Regions from separate parts of the Homo sapiens genome. Here region 2 is linked to region 1. A link is a loop called in an ENCODE intact Hi-C map of the cell type or tissue named here. Cell type or tissue: heart left ventricle. All regions are shown on one strand. Each heading gives the region's core, and the rest is flanking DNA. Links, peaks and the distances in the headings are about the cores only.

What was found. A loop is a pair of places that touch in the nucleus more often than their neighbours do. Peaks named below come from ENCODE experiments on the same cell type or tissue, not always from the same donor. Only the 100,000 strongest peaks of a DNase experiment are listed, where the experiment ranks them.
Region 2: it touches region 1 in a loop (2.6-fold over the local background); 25 of 110 quality-filtered maps call a loop at or near these places.

What each region holds. Positions count from the first base shown.
Region 1 is chr1:153,507,952-153,513,319 of GRCh38, forward strand. No RefSeq gene overlaps it. Among named protein-coding and RNA genes, the nearest start is that of S100A6, 25 kb to the right of the region's middle. RefSeq lists an enhancer at 1,843-1,892. In heart left ventricle, for the core only: CTCF peaks have their summits at 1,976 (motif pointing right) and 3,142 (motif pointing right); DNase peaks (open chromatin) are centred at 1,982 and 3,170.
Region 2 is chr1:153,674,785-153,680,152 of GRCh38, forward strand. NPR1 (natriuretic peptide receptor 1) reads left to right here and starts at 3,904. Exons shown (of 22, transcript NM_000906.4): 1 at 3,904-5,045. The coding sequence starts at 4,325. RefSeq lists enhancers at 3,141-4,122, 4,123-5,103 and a silencer at 4,645-4,704. In heart left ventricle, for the core only: CTCF peaks have their summits at 3,092 (motif pointing right) and 4,832; DNase peaks (open chromatin) are centred at 3,077, 3,867, 4,277 and 4,714; H3K4me3 peaks cover 1,972 bases; H3K27ac peaks cover 1,797 bases; H3K27me3 peaks cover 1,885 bases.

The DNA of each region.
Region 1 (5,368 bases), core at 188-5,187:
GGACTGCTCAGAGAGGGCGGGGTGAGGGCGCCACGTGCTGCCCGTCCTCACCTCCACGAAGGAGGGCAAGTTTCCTCCTTCCCCCTTCAACCAAGTGAGAGGAGCTGTAAGAGAACCCCTCAGAGAGCGTGAGCTGTGTCCTGTAGAATTGGGGGATACAGGAAATTCTTCCTGACTCACACCTATAAAAGTCCAAAGGCAAGAGGCTGCCTGCCCCAAAGCAGATGAGGAGGGGTGTCTGTGAGAGGCCTGAGGCTGAAGCCGATTGATGTTGGAGCAATGCTGGGGTCCTGTGGCCAGACAGGGATCCCCACAAAGGGAGCCTGCCTACAGGACAGGGCCACCCCGCAAGGAGTCTGTGTGGAGACTTCTCCTGGAAGCCAGGGGCAGGGGCCGGGAGGCCACCTGAAGAAGGCAGCAGCTACATCAGGAGATCATGAGCTGGGGAGCCCACCCCAGGGGTCAGCGTTCAAGCATCCACCACCCAAGGAGGCCACCAAGGCCAGATTGTAAACACGCCAGTGAGAAGACCTTTGTGAGCACTGCCTCTCCTCCTGCTTCCCCCACTTACAAGAGCCAGAGGACACATGGTGTGGGGAAGGAGAGCTGAAAGGACAGAGGGGAGACAGTGAAGAAGCTACCCACATGCCCTTCCCCGCTGCAGGGCAAAAGCCAGTCCAGGCAAGAGAGGGCCTTTGAGAAGACGAGATTGAACTTCAGGCCGGACTTTTCACAGCCTGAAAATTGAGGCCTGGCCCTGCGCGGTGGCTCACGCCTGTAATCCCAGCACTTTGGGAGGCAGAGGGGGTTGGATCACGAGGTCAGAAGATCGAGACCATCCTGGCTAACACAGTGAAACCCCATCTCTACTGAAAATACAAAAAAGAAAAAATGAGCCAGGTATGGTGGCACGCGCCTGTAGTCCCAGCTACTCGGGAGGCTAAGGCACGAGAATCACTTGAACTCGGGAGGCAGAGGTTGCAGTGAGCCAAGATCGTGCCACTGCACTCCAGCCTGGGCGACAGAGTAAGACTCTGTCTCAAAAAAAAAGAAAAGAAAAGAAAAAGAAAAGAAAATTGAGGCCTAAGATTGACTAGAAAGGCTATGGGACCTGTCAAGATTGCATCCAGGAATAAAAAAAAATAAGAATGTGAGTTTATTGGCATGCATTTGAAGAGAATTGAGTTTTGTTTCCAATTGCACATCACCATGTCCTGGGCACTCAACAAGCCGGTAGTGATTAGTAAGCACCTGCTGTCCTCCAGGCATGGAGCTGGGTGTGAGGGACATAGCAGCGAATCAGCACCCTGGCTTCCTCATCAGGACTGAGCCCTCATTGCCTTCCTGAGATCATGACTGGTGGACACCCTCTGCCCAGCACCTGCAGTCTGAGACCTGTCTGTTGGGCCTGATCTCAAGTATTCGATCCACCTCCTTGCCTCAGAGCTGAACTCATCTTCCAAGATTTGTGTGGGTCAGAATACAACGTAAAAACACCTTGCACAGGAACTCTCTCCCCTGCCCTTATTCCACAACCCTCCACAATGTGAAAGTATGTTCATCCATCCCGCAAAGATTTACTGAGTACCCACCATGTGGCAGGTCCTGTGCTAAATGAAGACGAGGGTGGCACGGTCCCTCACACTGAAGAGCCTTTGGTCTAGATAACAGGAGTGGGGGGAGTAGAAGAAAGGCGAAGTGGAGGGGGACAGGCTTGTACACTGATCCTTTCACTAGGGTGTGCTAAGGGCAACTGTAGAGGACTATATTGGGTACAATAGGAGAGAAGAACAGGGACCTGAGATGTCACCAAGGAGGTCCCATTTGAGCTAGGTATGGAAGGCTGGGGGTGGAGGAGGATACAAAGAGACAGAATAAATTGCATGAACAGATCATGGAGGTGCAAAAGGGCATGGCAAGATCAGGAGACCAGGCAAGTGTCTGGCATGTGTGCCATGCTCCCTCTTTCTGCCAGCAGGGGGTGTCCTTAGCAAACCGCAGGGAGGCCGGTGCATTTGGCGCCATAGAAATGGGGCTAGTGGATGTTTTATCCCCACTTTGGTGCTTGGCAAACACCACTCACCACAATAATCAGTATTTCTACACAAAGGAAGCATATCCCCCTATTAATACAACTTCAACATCCTCTTTGTAAAATATTAATACTGGCTTTATTATGCTATGGTGCATTTTGTTTGTTTCCACTTTAATCTTTCAAACATCATAATCTGTTATTCCTCTGCCTGAGCCATCAGGCCAAATAACACCTTGCACTCACACGTTGTTATAACCCCAAACTTCTCTACACATAACTGAAGCAAAGGTTTCTTTTGTCTCTAAAAATATCTCTGCCCAAGGCACAGATCCAGGCCTAGGGAAGGGGGCAAATTGATGAAAAAATAAACAGAAGAAAAGACTGAGGCAAAATTGAGGAGGGCCTTGGGTGCAAGCCTGAGGAGTTAGATCTTGTTCTATGGGCATTATAGGAAGTCAATATAGGATTTTAAGCTACAGATCAGTTTTATTAGCAAAAAAGGCAAATGTTTTCTTTTTGTTGTTTTTGTTGTTTGGTTGATTGGTGCTATTTGAGAGTGAGTCTCACTCTGTCGCCCAGGCTGGAGTGCAATGGTGCAATCTTGGCTCACTGCAACCTCCACCTCCCAGGTTCAAGCAATTCTCCCACCTCAGCCTCCAGAGTAGCTGGGATTACCGGCATGCATCACTACACCCGGCTAATTTTTGTATTTTTAGAAGAGACAGGGTTTTGCCATGTTGGCCAGGCTGGTCTCGAACTCCCGACCTCAAGTGATCCACCCTCTTCAGCCTCCCAAAGTGCTGGGATTACACATGTGAACCACCGCACCCAGCCCAAAGAGCCAAATGTAACAGCAATGTGGAAGACAAATTGGGAATGAGAAGTCTAGCTCAGTCTTTTCCTTACAGGGCAGGGCTGCCCATCACTGGGACAATGTGACTTGAGATTTGACCCTAAAGAAGAGCAGAGGGGTCTGGCTTCTGCTCCAGCCAGCTGTTGTTCAAACATCTGGCCATCAGTTTCTCCCTTGGCAATCCCAGCACTCTGCTAGACCCCTCAGGCCTCTCCGCAGGCAAGACCACGACGATTGGAGACTGGGTGGTCAACAGGGGGAGCCAAAGGACCGGTAGTGGCAGCCCAAGGCTGGCCCGGTCTCCTGCCACGTGGAGGAAAAGGTAGATGCCAGTGTCCAGGGCCCGGGGCAGCCTGACCCTGTGGGCTCCCTCATTCCCAGGCCCAAGCCCTGACCTCAAATGGGAGAACCAAAAAAAAAGGTGGGGGGAAAGTCTCATTTTTATTCCCAAATTTGAGGCAGGAGGCTGGGGAGATTGACACCCACACTCCCAGATTTTTTTTTTTAAGGTTCTCAGTTTCTTGGAAAGTTTTTTTGTCTGTTTGTTGTTGTTTGAGGCAGAGTCTAGCTTTGTATTTTTTTAATGGTGCTTTTTGATTAACACAAATTTTTCATTTAAATGCAGTAAAGCGTTTTCTGGGCTATGTTCTTTTTCTTCTTGCTTAAGGAAACCTTCACCACCCCCAAGGTCATAACGATCTTTTTCTATATTTTCTTCCAAACATTTTAAAGTTGTTTCTTGTTTGTTTTGTTTGTTTTGTCTTGTTTTGTTTTGTTTTTTAGAAACAGGGTATCACTCTGTCACCCAGGCTGGAGTGCAGTCTCATGAACATGGCTCACTGCAACCTCGACCTCTGGGACTCAAGTCATCCTCTCACCTCAGCCTCCTGAGTTGCTGGGACCACAGAAGCAACCTCACCAGGCTAATTTTTTTTTTATTTTTTGTAGAGACAAAGTCTCACTATATTGCCCAAGCTGGTCTCAAACTCCTGGGCCCAAGTGATCCTCCCGCCTCAGCCTCCCAAAGTACTAGGATTCCAGGTGTGAGCCACAGTGCCTGGCCTCTGAGAGAGTTGTTACTCACCAAATTCAACAGTTTCCTGATCATTCATTGCATATGGTAGATTTGTATTTTCCTAAACTAACACTGTGGCTCTGAGCTGCACACAAAGGGCACCAGTCAAAACATAAAACATAGTCCAGCGCTGAGCTCCAGCCACAGAACAATCTGTAATAACTCACACTCTTAATAACTTCACAGCTAAAAGCGGTATTTATTAACGTATTTGCACAAGCAATCTGTAACTAGGGGGAGGAAAGGATACCCAGGATGTCAAGAAGTAAGGGACATTAGCAAAAGTTGAACATCAGCAGGAAGGATCTGTGTGTTGTCATCAAAATGGTAATTATGCCTTCATAGGAAAATTTGGTAGGAAAATAGTAATGCCTGTTTTTGGGGGAAAGGGAGGTGTGCACTAAAAGGAGTTTGGACCCATTCCTGGGAGTGGTTTCCTCAGGACAGACTATTAGTAAGTCTCTTCCCTCACCTAAGAGACTAAGAGCAGGCACATGGGGCTTTTTGCTTGGCTGGAGATTTGAAATTTTTGTGTTTTATTTGATGTTTTGCAGTGTTTTTCTAATTTTTTTCAAAATATATTAAATACACAGTTCCAGTGTTTTTTAATGCAATAAATTCTGAAAACATTTACATATAAAACAGGTATTCACCCCAGTATTTTATTAATGCAGGAAACAAATACCAAGATACAGGTATTGACATTTTGCTCCCATAAAACAACCGCTAAGAATGAGCCCTCCTAATCTCAACGTTTTTCTGTTGCTACAAGGTTTTCTGTGTGTTTACTCTCCACTTTTATTTGAGATTCAGAGGGTACATGTGCAGTTTTGTTACAAGGGTATATTGTGTGATGCTGATATTTGGAGTATGCTAACTGTCCTATCACCCAGGTAGTGAGCAACCACTGAAGTTAACCAACTTTAACCAAAACAGCATGGTGCTTGTGCAAAAACAGACACATACACCAATGTTGCTATAATCAAAGCTGCAGTTAGGACAGGGCTTCTGGAGTGGAGGGATGAAAGCAGCGGGGTCGGAAGTGGGTGTATCCTGGGGGAGCCAGGAAAGTACAGAAGGAAAGGGGAGTCTGCAGTGGAGGACATGGGACAAGCCAGACTTGGAGAATTGCCAGAGCATGGCATTTGTTGTCGGGTGTGCTGGCAACAGGGCAAGAGCAAGAGAAGGAACCAAGGCCTTGGTGGGTTCCCAGGAGACAGGGTAGAACTAGGCCTCATGGCTGACCCCTCAGCCTTCTCACCATCAGGACCTGAGGTCCCAGCTGGTCCCTGCTCAGGGCTTCCTGTGAATAGAAACTTCCTTCTCTGCTCCAAGCACCCACCAGCTGCCAGCCCAGTGAGCAGTGCCATCCAGTGGCAGTCAACACCCTAATACAGACAACACG
Region 2 (5,368 bases), core at 62-5,061, 170 kb after region 1:
TCCTGACCTTAGGTGATCCACCTGCCTTGGCCTCCCAACGTGCTAGGACTATAGGCGTAAGCCACTGTGCCTGGCCTCACTATCTTATTAGTTCTTTTATTATTATTTATTTATTTATTTATTTATTGTTTTTTTTGAGACAGGGTCTTGCTCTGTTGCCCAGGCTGGAGTGCAGTGGTGTGATCTCGGCTCACTGCAATCTCTGCTTCTGGGTTCAAGTGATTCTTGTGCCTCAGCCTCCCGAGTAGCTGGGATTACAGGTGTGCACCACCAAGCCCGGCTATTTTTTTTTTTTTTTTTTTGAGACAGAGTTTCACTCTTGCTGCCCAGGCTGGAGTGCAGTGGTGGGATCTCGGCTCACTGCAACCTCAACCCCCTGGGTTCAAGCAATTCTGCCTCAGCCTCCCGAGTAGCTGGGATTACAGGCACCTGCCACCACGCTTGGCTAATTTTTTTTTTTTTTTGAAGAGACGGAGTCTTGCTCTGTCACCCAGGCTGGAGTGCAGTGGCGCGATCTCGGCTCACTGCAAGCTCCGCCTCCCAGGTTCGAGCCATTCTCCTGCCTCAGCCTCCTGAATAGCTGGGGCTACAGGCGCCCGCCACTGTGCCCAGCTAATTTTTTGTATTTTTAGTAGAGACAGGGTTTCACCATGTTAGCCAGGATGGTCTCAATCTCCTGACCTTGTGATCCGCCCATCTCGGCCTCCCAAAATGCTGGGATTACAGGCTTGAGCCACTGCGCCCGGCCCAGTTCTTTTATTTTTATTTTTATTTATTTATTGTTTTTTGAAACAGGGTCTTGCTCTGCTGTCCAGGCTGGAATGCAGGTGCGCAATCTTGGCTCACTGAAACCTCTGCCTCCTGGGTTCAAGTGATTCTTGTGCCTCAGCCTCCCTAGTACCTGGGATTACAGGCATGCACCACCAAGCCCGGCCAATTTTTTTTTTTTCTTTGAGACAGAGTTTCACTCTTGTTGCCCAGGCTGGAGTGCAATGGCATGATCTTGGCTCACCGCAACCTCTGCCTCCCAGGTTCAAGCGATTCTCCTGCCTCAGCCTCCTGAGTAGCTGGGATTACAGGCATGCGCCACCATGTCCGGCTAATTTTTGTATTTTTAGTAGAGACAGGGTTTCTCCGTGTTGGTCAAGCTAGTCTCGAATTCTCAACCTAAGGTGATCCACCCGCCTCGGCCTCCCAAAGTGCTAGGATTACAGGCATGAGCCACCGCACCTGGCCTACACCCAGCTAATTTTTGTATTTTTAGTAGAGACGGGGTTTCATCATGAAGGCCAGACTGGTCTTGAACTCCTGGCCTCAAGTGATCAGCCCACTTCCGCCTCCCAAAGTGCTGGGACTACAGGTATGAGACACCATGCCCAGCCAGTTCTTTGATTTTTAAAAAAGTATTTCATCCAACACTTTTAGTTGTCTGTAGCTTTAGGGCTAGTTCACCATTATTGAAAGGAGCTCAATTACTAAACTATATTTCTAGTCCAGTCATTTCTTCTGAGCTCCAGCTCCACTAGTCCGAGGCCTATCAGACACTTCCACTTGATTATCTATAGGCACCTCACATCCAATAAACTAAAAGTATCATCCTTCCAAAACCTTCTTCAGCTTCTCAGCTAATGGGATCAACATCACCTAGATCTGTTATTTGTATAATGTCCTCACTTCCCAAAGTTCAACTGATTCTACTTACAAAACATCTCCCCATCTGCATCTGCTGTCTACCTCTACAATCTCTGGAATCCGCCATCTCCATTACAGGACAAGAACATTATGCCTGTCACACAAAAGCTTTCATAATCTTCCCTCCACTGCCCTCTTCCCTGCCTCTCTTCCTCAGTCATCCTACATGCACACACCTTACATCCTAGATCAGGGCTGAAAACACAAACTCCTACTACAGCCAGGCAGGTAATGCACCTGAGTGAAGCAGGGTGCCTAGGAACCATAATGAACTAGACTCATTTCAAGGAGATAATGGATACTTGCTCTGGTTAATTGCTCATGGAGGGATGCAGGACAATATATTGCCAGCTCTTCCAATATTTTAAGGAAAGTCAGAAATCCAGGTTGGGCCTGGTGGCTCACACATGTTATCCAGGAATTTTGGGAGGCCAATGCAAGAGGATCGCTTGAGCCTAGGAGTTCAAGACCAGCCTGGGCAACATAGGGAGACCTCCATCTTTGAAGGAAAAAAAAAAAAAAGTCAGAAATCCAAATATTCATGTACCATCTTTTTTTTTTTTTTTTTTTTGAGACGGAGTCTTGCTCTGTTGCCCAGGCTGGAGTGCAGTGGCGCAATCTCGGCTCGTTGCAACCTCTGTCTCCCGGATTCAAGCAATTCTCTACCTCAGCCTCCCAAGTAGCTGGGATTACAGGCGGCCGCCACCATGTCTGGCTAATTTTTGTATTTTTAGTAGAGACGGGGTTTCACCATCTTGGCCAGGCTGATCTTGAACTCCTGACCTCATGATCCACCCACCCTGACCTCCCAAAGTGCTGGGATTAGAGGCTTGAGCCACCTTGCCCGGCCCCATCTTATGATATTTAAGTGTGGGGAATTAAATACAATATACATAAAGAGAATGCAAGCCAAAGCATGCCTGCCATCTCAAGTTGGCCTATCGACCACAATTTGCTCTAGATAATAAGAATATTCAAGTCTCCTAAAATTCCATATATAGGAAATGTACTTCAACATTCTGCTCTGTCTACACAGAATACCTTTCTCATCCTTCCATCCTCTTGAATTATTTCTTTTTTGGAGATTTTCTGGCCCCAATCCAAGCAGAATGAATAGCCCTCATCTGAGTCCTTTAGCAATTTATCCATGTCTCCCCTGTAGTGCTTAATGCATGTTGCATTACGGTTATTTGTCCCAAATGGAGCTCCTCAAAGGCACGGACTATATATATTCATCTTTATGCCCTCGGCACCTAGTGGGTGCTTAATGCACCGAAGGTTCTCTGGAAATGTTTGCTGACCTGAAGTTTGGTGATCTTATGTCCTGCTTAGGCGCAGCGTTGGAGAGGTTGGCGCTGCAATGCCGTCAATAACCCCCGATGACCATTAGAGGGCACACTGATTCCACAGCAGTCTGCACCGGGGGCCCAGCTGTCAAGTGCTCCAAAACCCACTCCCCAATTTACGCCTCCAGTGGTCATCTCCCACAGCCTTCATTTTAACAACCCTCAACACAAAACAGTCATTTTCTTGGGGCGTCCCTGAGGTGTGAACCTCCTCCCTCCCAGACACCCACCCACTCTCCCCATCTTCCTACAATTTGGGCGCTAAAGATTTAATTCCTCTCTGACACCAGATCATTTTTTCACAGCTAATCTGCACAGTCTGGAAGGTGGCAGGGAGGGAAAGAGAGGGAGATCATAGAAGGAATGGGTAACAAGCACTCTGGGCTCACCTTCAACTTTAACGGACTTTCCAGAAACCCGTCACCTTCCACCCCACACCCAAACACACACATCCACGCACTCACTCAGTTTCCTGCCAGGATCCCAAACCAGCACACCTTTCCCTCTTCCCCCGAGGAGACCAGGTAGGAGGCGAGGGAAAAGGTGGGGCGCAAGTGGGCCCCGGTTGCTTCCACACACACCCTCCGTTCAGCCGTCCTTTCCATCCCGGCGAGGGCGCACCTTCAGAGGGTCCTGTCCTCCAAAGAGGTAGGCGTGGGGCGGCCGAGACCGGGGAAGATGGTCCACGGGGAAGCGCGCGGGCTGGGCGGCGGGGAGGAAGGAGTTAAAGATCCTGGATTGGCTCTTCTGTCACTGAGTCTGGGAGGGGAAGCGGCTGGGAGGGAGGGTTCGGAGCTTGGCTCGGGTCCTCCACGGTTCCCTCCGGATAGCCGGAGACTTGGGCCGGCCGGACGCCCCTTCTGGCACACTCCCTGGGGCAGGCGCTCACGCACGCTACAAACACACACTCCTCTTTCCTCCCTCGCGCGCCCTCTCTCATCCTTCTTCACGAAGCGCTCACTCGCACCCTTTCTCTCTCTCTCTCTCTCTCTCTAACACGCACGCACACTCCCAGTTGTTCACACTCGGGTCCTCTCCAGCCCGACGTTCTCCTGGCACCCACCTGCTCCGCGGCGCCCTGCGCGCCCCCCTCGGTCGCGCCCCTTGCGCTCTCGGCCCAGACCGTCGCAGCTACAGGGGGCCTCGAGCCCCGGGGTGAGCGTCCCCGTCCCGCTCCTGCTCCTTCCCATAGGGACGCGCCTGATGCCTGGGACCGGCCGCTGAGCCCAAGGGGACCGAGGAGGCCATGGTAGGAGCGCTCGCCTGCTGCGGTGCCCGCTGAGGCCATGCCGGGGCCCCGGCGCCCCGCTGGCTCCCGCCTGCGCCTGCTCCTGCTCCTGCTGCTGCCGCCGCTGCTGCTGCTGCTCCGGGGCAGCCACGCGGGCAACCTGACGGTAGCCGTGGTACTGCCGCTGGCCAATACCTCGTACCCCTGGTCGTGGGCGCGCGTGGGACCCGCCGTGGAGCTGGCCCTGGCCCAGGTGAAGGCGCGCCCCGACTTGCTGCCGGGCTGGACGGTCCGCACGGTGCTGGGCAGCAGCGAAAACGCGCTGGGCGTCTGCTCCGACACCGCAGCGCCCCTGGCCGCGGTGGACCTCAAGTGGGAGCACAACCCCGCTGTGTTCCTGGGCCCCGGCTGCGTGTACGCCGCCGCCCCAGTGGGGCGCTTCACCGCGCACTGGCGGGTCCCGCTGCTGACCGCCGGCGCCCCGGCGCTGGGCTTCGGTGTCAAGGACGAGTATGCGCTGACCACCCGCGCGGGGCCCAGCTACGCCAAGCTGGGGGACTTCGTGGCGGCGCTGCACCGACGGCTGGGCTGGGAGCGCCAAGCGCTCATGCTCTACGCCTACCGGCCGGGTGACGAAGAGCACTGCTTCTTCCTCGTGGAGGGGCTGTTCATGCGGGTCCGCGACCGCCTCAATATTACGGTGGACCACCTGGAGTTCGCCGAGGACGACCTCAGCCACTACACCAGGCTGCTGCGGACCATGCCGCGCAAAGGCCGAGGTGAGACGCTGGCACACCCCGTCCCGCCGCTTAGCCGCAGGGCCTCCCCTCTGACCTGCCGGAGGCATCGGGACTTTCTCTCTCATCTGGGGGCACTCTTCTTTCTCCTCGCCGTTCTTCATTCTACTTTCAGCTCCCTGGCCCTTTCTACAGCTGAGTTTCTATTTCCCTCTCTTCTTCCGCCACCCCCACCACGTCTCTATCCTCTCATCTCCCCGACCCCCACTCATTCCCTCCCACCCTAGCACAGCTCGGTTCCGGTCCCTTTTTCCCTCCCACATTTTCTCTCTTCCCTATAGCCTTCTCCCTTCTTTCATCCTCTC